Linked DNA regions of Homo sapiens: region 1 is linked to region 2. A link is a loop called in an ENCODE intact Hi-C map of the cell type or tissue named here. Cell type or tissue: B cell. All regions are shown on one strand. Links, peaks and the distances in the headings refer to the core of each region. The heading gives the core; the rest is flanking DNA. Region 1 overlaps FAM117B (family with sequence similarity 117 member B). Region 2 has its middle 30 kb from the start of FAM117B.

Region 1 (5,386 bases), core at 209-5,208, 83 kb before region 2:
AACTATGGCTCAAACTTGACTTGTTCTTTAAAAACTAAGTCTTTAGAGAGTTTAACTACATATAGCAGGGTGTAGCATTGAAAATTTCAGTCAACGCCTTGGGTCCTGGAGTTCAGAGTTCCCCAACTATGAGTACCTGTTCAACTGGTTCCTGGGTAATTTCAGCTGCACTAGTGGAGCATCCCAAACCATGACCCTTAGGTATTCCATTACAAAGGTTCTACAGACCTTGATAAACCAGTGTTAGATATAAATATTTTTAGAACTTGATTGGGTACTTTTTTTTTCTTGGAGACAGGGTCTCACTCTGTCACCCAGGCCGAACTGCAGTGGCAGGATCAGGGCTCACAGCAGCGGTGGGATCAGGGCTCACAGCAGCCTCACCATCCTGGGCTCAAGAGATCCTCCCACCTCAGCCTCCATAGCAGCTGAGACCACAGGCACGCACCACTACACCCAGTTAACTGTTGTATTTTTTGTAGGGATGGAGTTTCACCATTTTGCCCAAGTTGGTCTCAAACTCCTGAGCTCAAGCAGTCCACTGGCCTCAGGCTCTCAAAGTGCTGGGATTACAGGCGTGAGTCACTGTGCCTGGCCTCAGGTATTGTCTTAAAGGCTATGTCTCCTATTATCCACAGAAACAGCAAGCAAATAAATTAGACATATTTAATTGTTCAGAAAGGAGAGAAATTTTTTCAAGTATACAAATGATAAATATTCAGCATAAAGAAACCTAAGAGTGTTAAAAATTCTAATAGTCCACCATCCAGAGCTAACTGCTTTTGTTTTTTAGACAGGGTGTTGCTCTGTCACCCAGGCTGGAGTGCAGTGGCATGATCTCGGCTCACTGCAACCTCAAGCCTCGCAGGTTCAAGTGATCCTCCCACTTCAGCCTCCCAAGTAGCTGAGACTCCAGGCGTACGCCACTACGCCTGGCTAATTTTTTGTATATTAGGTAGAGATGGGGTTTTGCCATGTTGCCCAGGCTGGTCTCCAACTCCTGAGCTCAAGCGATCCACCCACCTCAAGCTCCCAAAGTGCTGGGATTACAGGTGTGGGCCACTGTGCCCAGGCAGAAAACCACTTTAATGAGTATTTGTATTTACAGAAATCTGTCTACCCTTGGACATACATATGATTTTATATAAATGAGGTCCCATTATGCATTCAATTACTTATTGTTGAGAGAAATAAAAAGGGTATGTCGAGAACCTATTTCCATGGCAATAAATTAAAATCTACAACACATCACTATGTTTAATACTTGTACATTATCCTATTTGGTAGATTCACTATAACTTAATCTTCTATTAATGGACACTTTCACAGCAGATAGGTATCCTTTTAGACTTGTTTTAAGATCTGTTCGTGAAAAGTTTCTAGATATCAAATTACTATATTCAAGATAACAGACAGATTAAAATTGGAAGTACTGCCAAATTGCCTTTTACTGAAAAAATTTTGCAAAAACCTATAACATCACAAGGGTACCCATTCTTGTATATTTTATCAATTTTCACCAGTCTAAAAAAGATAAAAACATTTCATTTCTATTTCAATAACTGAGTTCTAAAATAGTCATACTTTTACTGGTAATTTATATTTCTTTTATATATTAACAATATTTCAAAAATATTACTCCAAACCTTTCTTTTCTTAATCTTAGAGATCTTTTCTTCTGGTAAATATTTAAATTCAAAGAGGTTCTATCAGTTTCATTATAGTTTCCTTTTCTTTTATGAAATTCAAGTAAAAATAACTGTAGTTGATTTTATTTTAAAGAGTATGTATAATATAATTACCTTCTTGTAAAATTTGTCTTTCATCCACTATCTAAACTTCTTGCAACACACACACGAAGGAAACGCAAAATTCTGATGACACTGGCTGCCTCCAAGAAGGGAAATTTGTCAACAAAGGCACAAGGAAGACATTTCACTGCATTCCCAATTGTACCCTTGGAATTTGCCATGTGAATTTATTATCTATATTTTTTTGAAATTCATACTCCTTGATTCAGTGATTCTACATCTAAGTATGCATACAGAAGAATAATCAAATGCCAAAAAAGGCTTCAAATACAAAGATATGTCCAAAAATTGAAGAACAGGAAAACTGACAGAAAATACATAGAATATTAAAGATATTTAAAATTATGTTTTTAAAATGATAAACTTACATGAGAATTTATTTATAATCTAAGGGAAAATTTAGGAAAAAATGAATTTCCACAATTTATTTCTAATTTTGCATCTTCTCCAGTTATTTCCATGTTTCTTTTTCAGTTAATTTCTCCACTAAGTTTTCAAACATTAACAGATACCATAACCAAATATTGATACAGGCCCAGCAGTACCTAATTAATAATTTATCCTAGAAAGAAAATGATTGATTTAACCAAAATGATTTCCCATAGGCATAGTATCAAAAAGATAAGGACTATTGTAGAAACTTAAAAATCCAATTAGTAATTATTCTTTTGTTAAACATGAGGTATCATTTACATAAAAAACAATGTACCAGGCTGGGTACAGTGACTCACGCCTGTAATCCCAATGCTATGGGAGGCTGAAGAGGGAGGATCACTTGTGGCTAGGAGTTTGAGACAAATCTGGGCAACACAGTAAGACCCCCATCTCTATAAAAAATGTAAAAATAAGCCAGATGTGGTGGCATGTGCCTGTAGTCCCAGCTACAAGAGAGGCTGAAGCAGGAATATTGCTTGAGCCCAGCAGGTCAAGGTCGGAGTGAGCTATGATTGAGTCACTGCACTCCAGCCTTGGTGACAGGGCAACATCCTATCTCTAAATAAATAAATCTGCACCCATCTTTGGAGTTTTGAAAGCCAAATACGCCATTAAATCACTACTACCATCAAGATTTAGAACACTGCCATAAGCCCTAAACAATTTTTCACGCTCCTTTGAAGTCAATCTCTCCACTCTTGAACCCAGGTAAACTCTGACCTACTTCCTATTATTAAAGGTTAGTTTTGCTTTTTTAAAAGGTGTCATACAAATGTAATCACATAATACTGTTTTGTGTCTGACTTCATTCACTCGGCATAGTGTCCATGAGATCCATGCTTGTTGTTGCATGTAACAGTTCATTCCTTTTTATTGCTGAGGAGTACTCCATTGTATGAATATATGTGGTGGTAATTATGTCAACTCCTTCTGGTTCTCAGGTCTTTGGACTTAGTCTAGAACTATACTACTGGCTCTCCTGGGTCTCCAGCTTGCCTACTGCAGATAACGGGACTTCTCAGACTCCATTAGTGCATGAGACAATTCCTTAAAATAAATCTGTGTGTATGTTATTGTATCAATAAAATATATATGTATCCTATTGGTTCTGTTTCTCCGGAGAACCCAGATTAATACAAAATACTACAATTTGGTTATCTAATACCTCTTTTTTTTTTTTTGACCGAATCTCATTCTGTTGTCCAGGCTGGAGTTCAGTGATGGCAATCTCAGCTCACTGCAACCTCCCCCTCCCAGGTTCAGGAGATTCTCTTGCCTCAGCTTCACGAGCAGCTCGGATTACAGGCATATGCCACCAAACCTGGCTAATTTTTGTATTTTTAGTAGAGGCGGGTTTCACCGTGTTGGCTAGAATGGTCTCAAACTCCTGACCTCAAGTGATCCGCCTCGGCTTCTCAAAGTGCTGGGATCACAGGCATGAGCCACCGCGCTCAGCCTCTAATAGCCTACCGATGGGCGCGGATTGCTTCCAGTGTTTGACAATTAGGAATAAGTCATATACGAAAATTCTTGAAGAAATCTTTTTATGGATAAGTATTTTCATTTTTCTTGGGTAAACAGTGGAAATGCTGGATCTTAGGACAAGTGTAAGTCTCCCTTTATAAGAAACTGCCAAAATGTTTTCCAAACTGGTTGTACCCAGTGTACATTCCCACCAACAATGCATTACAGCTCCAGTTGTTCCACTATCCTCATCAACATCTGGCATTGTCATACTTTTTCATTTCATTCATTCTAGTAGATGAGCAATGGTTCACCGTGGCTTTAATTAGCATCTCCCCAGTACCAAATGAGGTTGAGTTAAAGTGCTTTTTGGCCACTTACACATTTTCTTCAGTGATATGTCTGATCAAATCCATTGTCCATTTTTTAACTGATAGGTTTGTCTTCTTATTGAATTGGATTTATGTATTCTGGATGCAAGTTCTCTGTCAAATATATGCATACAAACAGTTTTGCCTTGTCTTCTTTTTGGCTTGTCTTCTCAATTTTTAATGGTGCCTTTCGAATAGCATTTTTTAATTTTAATAGACTACAATTTATCGACTACTTCTGTTAATAGTTCATGCTTTTTGTGTCCTAAAAGACCTTTGCCTACTCCAAGGTCAAGATGATTTGCTCCTATGTTTTCTTCTAGAAGTCTTTCCATTTTACCCTTCATATGTAGGTCTTTCATCCATTTGGAGTTCACTTTTGTGTACAGTTTAAGGAAAGGGATTATCCCCCTCCCCTATATGGATATCCAGTTGCTCCAAAACTGTTTGTGGAAAATACTATTCTTTCTCCCACTGAATTACCTTAGGAACCTTTATCGAGAAGTGTGAATTATTTCTCAATGTTCTATTATTTTCCATTTATCTGTACCTCTGTCCAAACGCAATGTAAGTTCTTTAATTTTAATTATTCCTTTTCAATATTGTTTTGGCTATTTTAGTCTTTGCAGTTTCATATAAATTTTAGGATCAGAGTAGGAATTGTGAGAGTTGACATCCTTAGTTGTTCTTGATCTTATGAAGAAAAAAATATGATGTTAACTGCAGGCTTATATTATATACACTTATATATAATAAAGCAGTCCTTTAATTAGAAGGTTGACGTCTAGTCCTAGTTTCCTGAGCATTTCTAACATGAATAGATGGTGAATTTTATCAAATACTTTTTCTGTATAAATTGAGATAATTGGCCAGGCACAGTAGCTCACACCTGTAATCCTAGCACTTTGGGAGGCAGAGGCAGGTGGATCACTTGAAGTCGGGAGTTCAAAACCAGCCTGGCCAACATGGTGAAACCCCATCTCTACTAAAAATACAAAAATATTAGCCAGGCATAGTAGCGGGCACCTGTAATCCCAGCTACTCGGGAGGCTGAGGCAGGAGAATCACTTGAACCCAGGAGGCAGAGGTTGCAGTGAGCCAAGATCACACCACTGCATTCCAGCCTGGGCCATGGAGCAAGACTCTCTCAAAAAAAAAAAATTTTTTTTGAGATAATCATGTGGTTTACCTTCTTTTCTCTTAGATAATCGAGTAACAGATATATAGCCCATTCTCGTTATTTATGGTAGTTATTTGTTCTATAAAGTCACAATGAACAATAAATTAGCAAATACTGAGCCATTA
Region 2 (5,386 bases), core at 189-5,188:
TCAGTTAGGAAAAGAGGAAGTCAAATTGTCCCTGTTTACAGATGACATGATTGTATATCTAGAAAACCCCATTGTCTCAGCCCAAAATCTCCTTAAGCTGATAAGCAACTTCAGCAAAGTCTCAGGATACAAAATAAATGTACAAAAATCACAAGCATTCTTACACACCAATAACAGACAAACAGAGAGCCAAATCATGAGTGAACTCCCATTCACAATTGCTTCAAAGAGAATAAAATACCTAGGAATCCAACTTACAAGGGACATGAAGGACCTCTTCAAGGAGAACTACAAACCACTGCTCAAGGAAATAAAAGAGGATACAAACAAATGGAAGAACATTCCATGCTCCTGGGTAGGAAGAATCAATATCATGAAAATGGCCATACTGCCCAAGGTAATTTATAGATTCAATGCCATCCCCATCAAGCTACCAATGACTTTCTTCACAGAATTGGAAAAAACTACTTTAAAGTTCATATGGAACCAAAAAGGAGCCCGCATCGCCAAGTCAATCCTAAGCCAAAAGAACAAAGCTGGAGGCATCACGCTACCTGACTTCAAACTATACTACAAGGCTACAGTAACTAAAACAGCATGGTACTGGTACCAAAACAGAGATATAGATCAATGGAACAGAACAGAGCCCTCAGAAATAACGCCGCGTATCTACAACTATCTGATCTTTGATCTGATCTGAGAAAAACAAGCAATGGGGAAAGGATTCCCTATTTAATAAATGGTGCTGGGAAAACTGGCTAGCCATATGTAGAAAGCTGAAACTGGATCCCTTCCTTACACCTTATACAAAAATTAATTCAAGATGGATTAAAGACTTAAACGTTAGACCTAAAACCATAAAAACCCTAGAAGAAAACCTAGGCATTACCATTCAGGACATAGGCATGGGCAAGGACTTCATGTCTAAAACACCAAAAGCAATGGCAACAAAAGCCAAAATTGACAAATGGGATCTAATTAAACTAAAGAGCTTCTGCACAGCAAAAGAACCTACCATCAGAGTGAACAGGCAACCTACAAAATGGGAGAAAATTTTCGCAACCTACTCATCTGACAAAGGGCTAATATCCAGAATCTACAATGAACTCAAACAAATTTACAAGAAAAAAACAAACAACCCCATCAAAAAGTGGGCGAAGGACATGAACAGACACTTCTCAAAAGAAGACATTTATGCAGCCAAAAAACACATGAAAAAATGCTCACCATCACTGGCCATCAGAGAAATGCAAATCAAAACCACAATGAGATACCATCTCACACCAGTTAGAATGGCCATCATTAAAAAGTCAGGAAACAACAGGTGCTAGAGAGGATGTGGAGAAATAGGAACACTTTTACACTGTTGGTGGGACTGTAAACTAGTTCAACCCTTGTGGAAGTCAGTGTGGCGATTCCTCGGGGATCTAGAACTAGAAATACCATTTGACCCAGCCATCCCATTACTGGGTATATACCCAAAGGACTATAAATCATGCTGCTATAAAGACACATGCACACGTATGTTTATTGCGGCACTATTCACAATAGCAAAGACTTGGAACCAACCCAAATGTTGAACAATGATAGACTGGATTAAGAAAATGTGGCACATATACACCATGGAATACAATGCAGCCATAAAAAATGATGAGTTCATGTCCTTTGTAGGGACATGGATGAAATTGGAAATCATCATTCTCAGTAAACTATCGCAAGAACAAAAAGCCAAACACCGCATAGTCTCACTCATAGGTGGGAATTGAACAATGAGAACACATGGACACAGGAAGGGGAACATCACATTCTGGGGACTGTTGTGGGGTGCGGGGAGGGGGGAGGGATAGCATTAGGAGATATACCTAATGCTAAATGACGAGTTAATGGGTGCAGCACACCAGCATGGCACATGTATACATATGTAACTAACCTGCACATTGTGCACATGTACCCTAAAACTTAAAGTATAATAATAATAAAATAAAATAAAATTAAAATTAAAAAAAAAAAATCAGATCCATAGTTGGTATCCAACTCTGTATGAGTGAGACATAGAGGGGAGGAGGTCTAGAGATTTGCGAAGTAACACTTGAAAGGGATCCAGCAGAAAATCTGAGTCATAGATCACCTTTAATCATTGTGCCAATTACTTCTTTGGTAGAATGACAAATGGAAAACAATCATTGAAACCATTGAAATAAGAACTAAATCATTCCAATTATAGCAAACAGAGCAGAGAAGGCCTGTTAACATTCACAGGAAAAGGTAGGGGTGATCAAATTCCATGAGGCTTAGGTATGGCTTTTACTTGGAAGGTAGAAAAAAATTAAATCCTTCATAATTCAGAAGGTAGAATCATAGGATTTTAGAGCCGAAAACATTTTTGAACTCATGTAATCCAAGTCTCATATTTTACAAATTAGGCAACTGAGGCCCAGGGAGGGAAAGTCACTTTCTAGAGACCACAGGAATGATAACAGAGCCAGGTCAGAGCTCTGGTCTCCTGCCTTTCTAATACATCCACTGACGAGAAAAGATGCCTATATCTGGGAAAGGCTCTCACGTTCAACTAAGGCCCAGGAAACATGAGTAAACCTGATAACTTGGTAGAAAGAGGAAGTTATCATACCTCCATTCCCTGTATACTGGGTCACAACACAACTGTCCCTGTTTTTCTCAAATTTTTCAGGTTCTCTGATTTGCATGTTGATCTCATGTTCAAGTGGGACAAAAAAAGCATGCGAAAAGAGAGAGAAAGAAAAAATGTAGCATAACGTAAAGCAGAAGCAACCTTCTTCACGGCTTAGCGGTGTTTAGTAGCAAACTAGGAATCAAGAGGACCTGGATTCTCCTGGCTCTAGCTCTGCCGCTTTGACAAGTCATTTAACATCTTTGTGCCTCAGTTTTCCTATCTGCAAAATGAAACCACTGTATAGTAAATGATTTCTAAGGTCTCTTTCATCACTAATATTTTAGAATAATATTAGAGCAATATTCAATCCTCATGATACTAATATAATTTTACCATATCCTAGATTAGAAAGATATATATAAAATAAGGGTGACGAGCAAATAGTTGATTGTGAATTCAATCGAACAAATATTTATTGTTCTTTGTTTGTTTTGAGATGGAGTCTCACTCTGTCGCCCAGGCTGCGGTGCAGTGGCATGATCTCGGCTCACTGCAACCTCTGCCTCCCGGGTTCAGGCGATTCTCCTGTTTCAGCCTCTTGAGTAGCTGGGACTACAGGCGTGTGCCACCGTCATTGCCTCAAATTTGATCCTGGGTCAAAGCAAAATGCCAGGAATCTGGAGTGCATCCTCATTGCTTTGCTATGAACATGGACATATCCGCGTGAGCATTTCTGTTAATTTGGGAAACCAAGGGCAAGAAGTGGCGTATGAAGTATGTGCTATATAATATGCAAAAAAAGAAAATGAAAGGATGAAATACTAGTATATAATTAAGAGACTCAATTGCAAAAACTCTTAACCTGAACACAAATTCTGAAAGTTAACTTTGTTCTAATATATTTCACCATTACTCTTCACCTTCATGTTACTAACAAACTTCCTGAAAGTTTTCTTCATCCTCTAATTCCACTCAACAAAATAACCTTTATTTTCTGGCTTTTCTAACTTACTTTTCAAACAACCAAGTTTCTCAAAGATTGCCTAACAAACAGCCCACTGACCTGTTCCTTCTGCCTCTCTTTGAAACCTGTATCACTGTTGCGCATCCATTCTTCCTTGAAATTTTGTCTTTTATCTCTTGTGGAGCATTTCCAGCACTATCCTAGTTCTCCTCCTGCCTTTTGCCTTTCTCTCATTTCTACTGTGTATTTTTTTTTTTTTTTTTTTTTTTTTGACACGGAGTCTCACTCTCTGTCGCCCAGGCTGGAGTGCAGTGGCGCGATCTCGGCTCACTGCAAGCTCTGCCTCCTGGGTTCACGCCATTCTCCTGCCTCAGCCTCCGGAGTAGCTGGGACTACAGGCGCCCGCCACCACACCCAGCTAATTTTTTTTGTATTTTTAGTAGAGACGGGGTTTCACCATGTTAGCCAGGATGGTCGTGATCTCCTGACCTCGCGATCCGCCCTCCTCGCCCTCCCAAAGTGCTGGTATTAGAGGCGTGTGCCACTGCGCTCGGCCCTACTGTGTATACTTTTTTGTTTATTTGAGACACAGTCTTGCTCGGTCCCCTAGGCTGGAGTGCAGTGGTGTGATCTCGGCTTACTGCAACCCCTGCCTCCTGGGTTCAAGTGATTCTCCTGCCTCAGTCTCCAGAGTAGCTGGTATTACAGGCTCGTGCCACCACGCCTGGATAATTTTTGTATATTTACTAGAGACGAGGTTTCACCATGTTGGCGAGGCTGGTCTATAACTCCTGACCTCAGGTGATCCACCCGCCTTGGCCTCGAAAAGTGCTGGGATTACAGGCGTGAGCCACCGTGGCCCCATTTCTACTGTGTATTCTTTGTTGGCTTTCTGTCCGTAAATATGGATCTTGTCCTTGAGCTTTTTTTTCAACCCTCACTATACATAGCAACCCCTCCTGGGAATCTCACGATATTCCCAGAGCTTAGACTCTCATTTCTGCAGAGGATTCTCAGTTCTAGAGACATTCTCAAGACTTATCAGAGGTGTAAACAAGGTACTTAATGCCAGCTACCCCTTCTATTGTAAGACTAAAATTTCAACTTCTGCTATTGTTGTATACTACCTACTTATGCAGGTATAGTGAGGCTAAATCTGTCACCACTCCATGTAACAACCAGGGGAGTGGCTGCATTTCACTTCACCAACAACAGTTTCAATGGCCATGCAGGTATATTATACAAAGTGAAAGCTTAGCTTGTAGAATCATGTACACAGCTAACCTCTAATTATTTTGTGTCTTGACGTAGATGTTGTCCTTTTATTCAAACGCTGCCTGTTTTGTGCATAAATCACCCAAGCTACAGAAGTAGAGGAAGGGCTGGACTAGAGGAATATAACTGGAGTGGTAGGCCCAGCCTCTAAAGAAATAACAGACTTTAGGAGAAAAACGCCTGCAGTCAATTCTCTCATGAATGAGACGTAAATAGGCACCCTGTGCTTCCAAAGCTAGAAATCACAGAGATCAGGACACTGAACACAGTCACCCTCCTTTCCTTTTGAGAACCCACTCTATTGTAAAATTTTCTCCCCAGGTTGGAGAATAGAGCTCAGAGCCTGTCTGATCATAAGTCTTAAACCAAGATGAATCATTCAATCATAATGTCATTGGCTTCAGCAATGTCCTATGATTAAGCAAAAGCCTTTCCAAAGAGCTTCCAAAAAGGAATAAAAGTACACCGAGCACTCCATTGCACGTTAATGAACAGGACATTACTATATAGGGGCA

The links. Hi-C counts contacts between places; a loop is a spot of excess contacts. Peaks named below come from ENCODE experiments on the same cell type or tissue, not always from the same donor. Only the 100,000 strongest peaks of a DNase experiment are listed, where the experiment ranks them.
Region 1: it touches region 2 in a loop (2.2-fold over the local background); 1 of 110 quality-filtered maps calls a loop at or near these places.

The regions. Positions count from the first base shown.
Region 1 is chr2:202,684,847-202,690,232 of GRCh38, reverse strand. All of the region lies in intron 1 of FAM117B (family with sequence similarity 117 member B), which reads right to left. Among named protein-coding and RNA genes, the nearest start is that of FAM117B, 53 kb to the right of the region's middle. In B cell, for the core only: no CTCF peak of the experiment used is centred there; no DNase peak of the experiment used is centred there; H3K27ac peaks cover 1,690 bases.
Region 2 is chr2:202,602,085-202,607,470 of GRCh38, reverse strand. No RefSeq gene overlaps it. Among named protein-coding and RNA genes, the nearest start is that of FAM117B, 30 kb to the left of the region's middle. In B cell, for the core only: no CTCF peak of the experiment used is centred there; a DNase peak (open chromatin) is centred at 2,660; H3K27ac peaks cover 583 bases.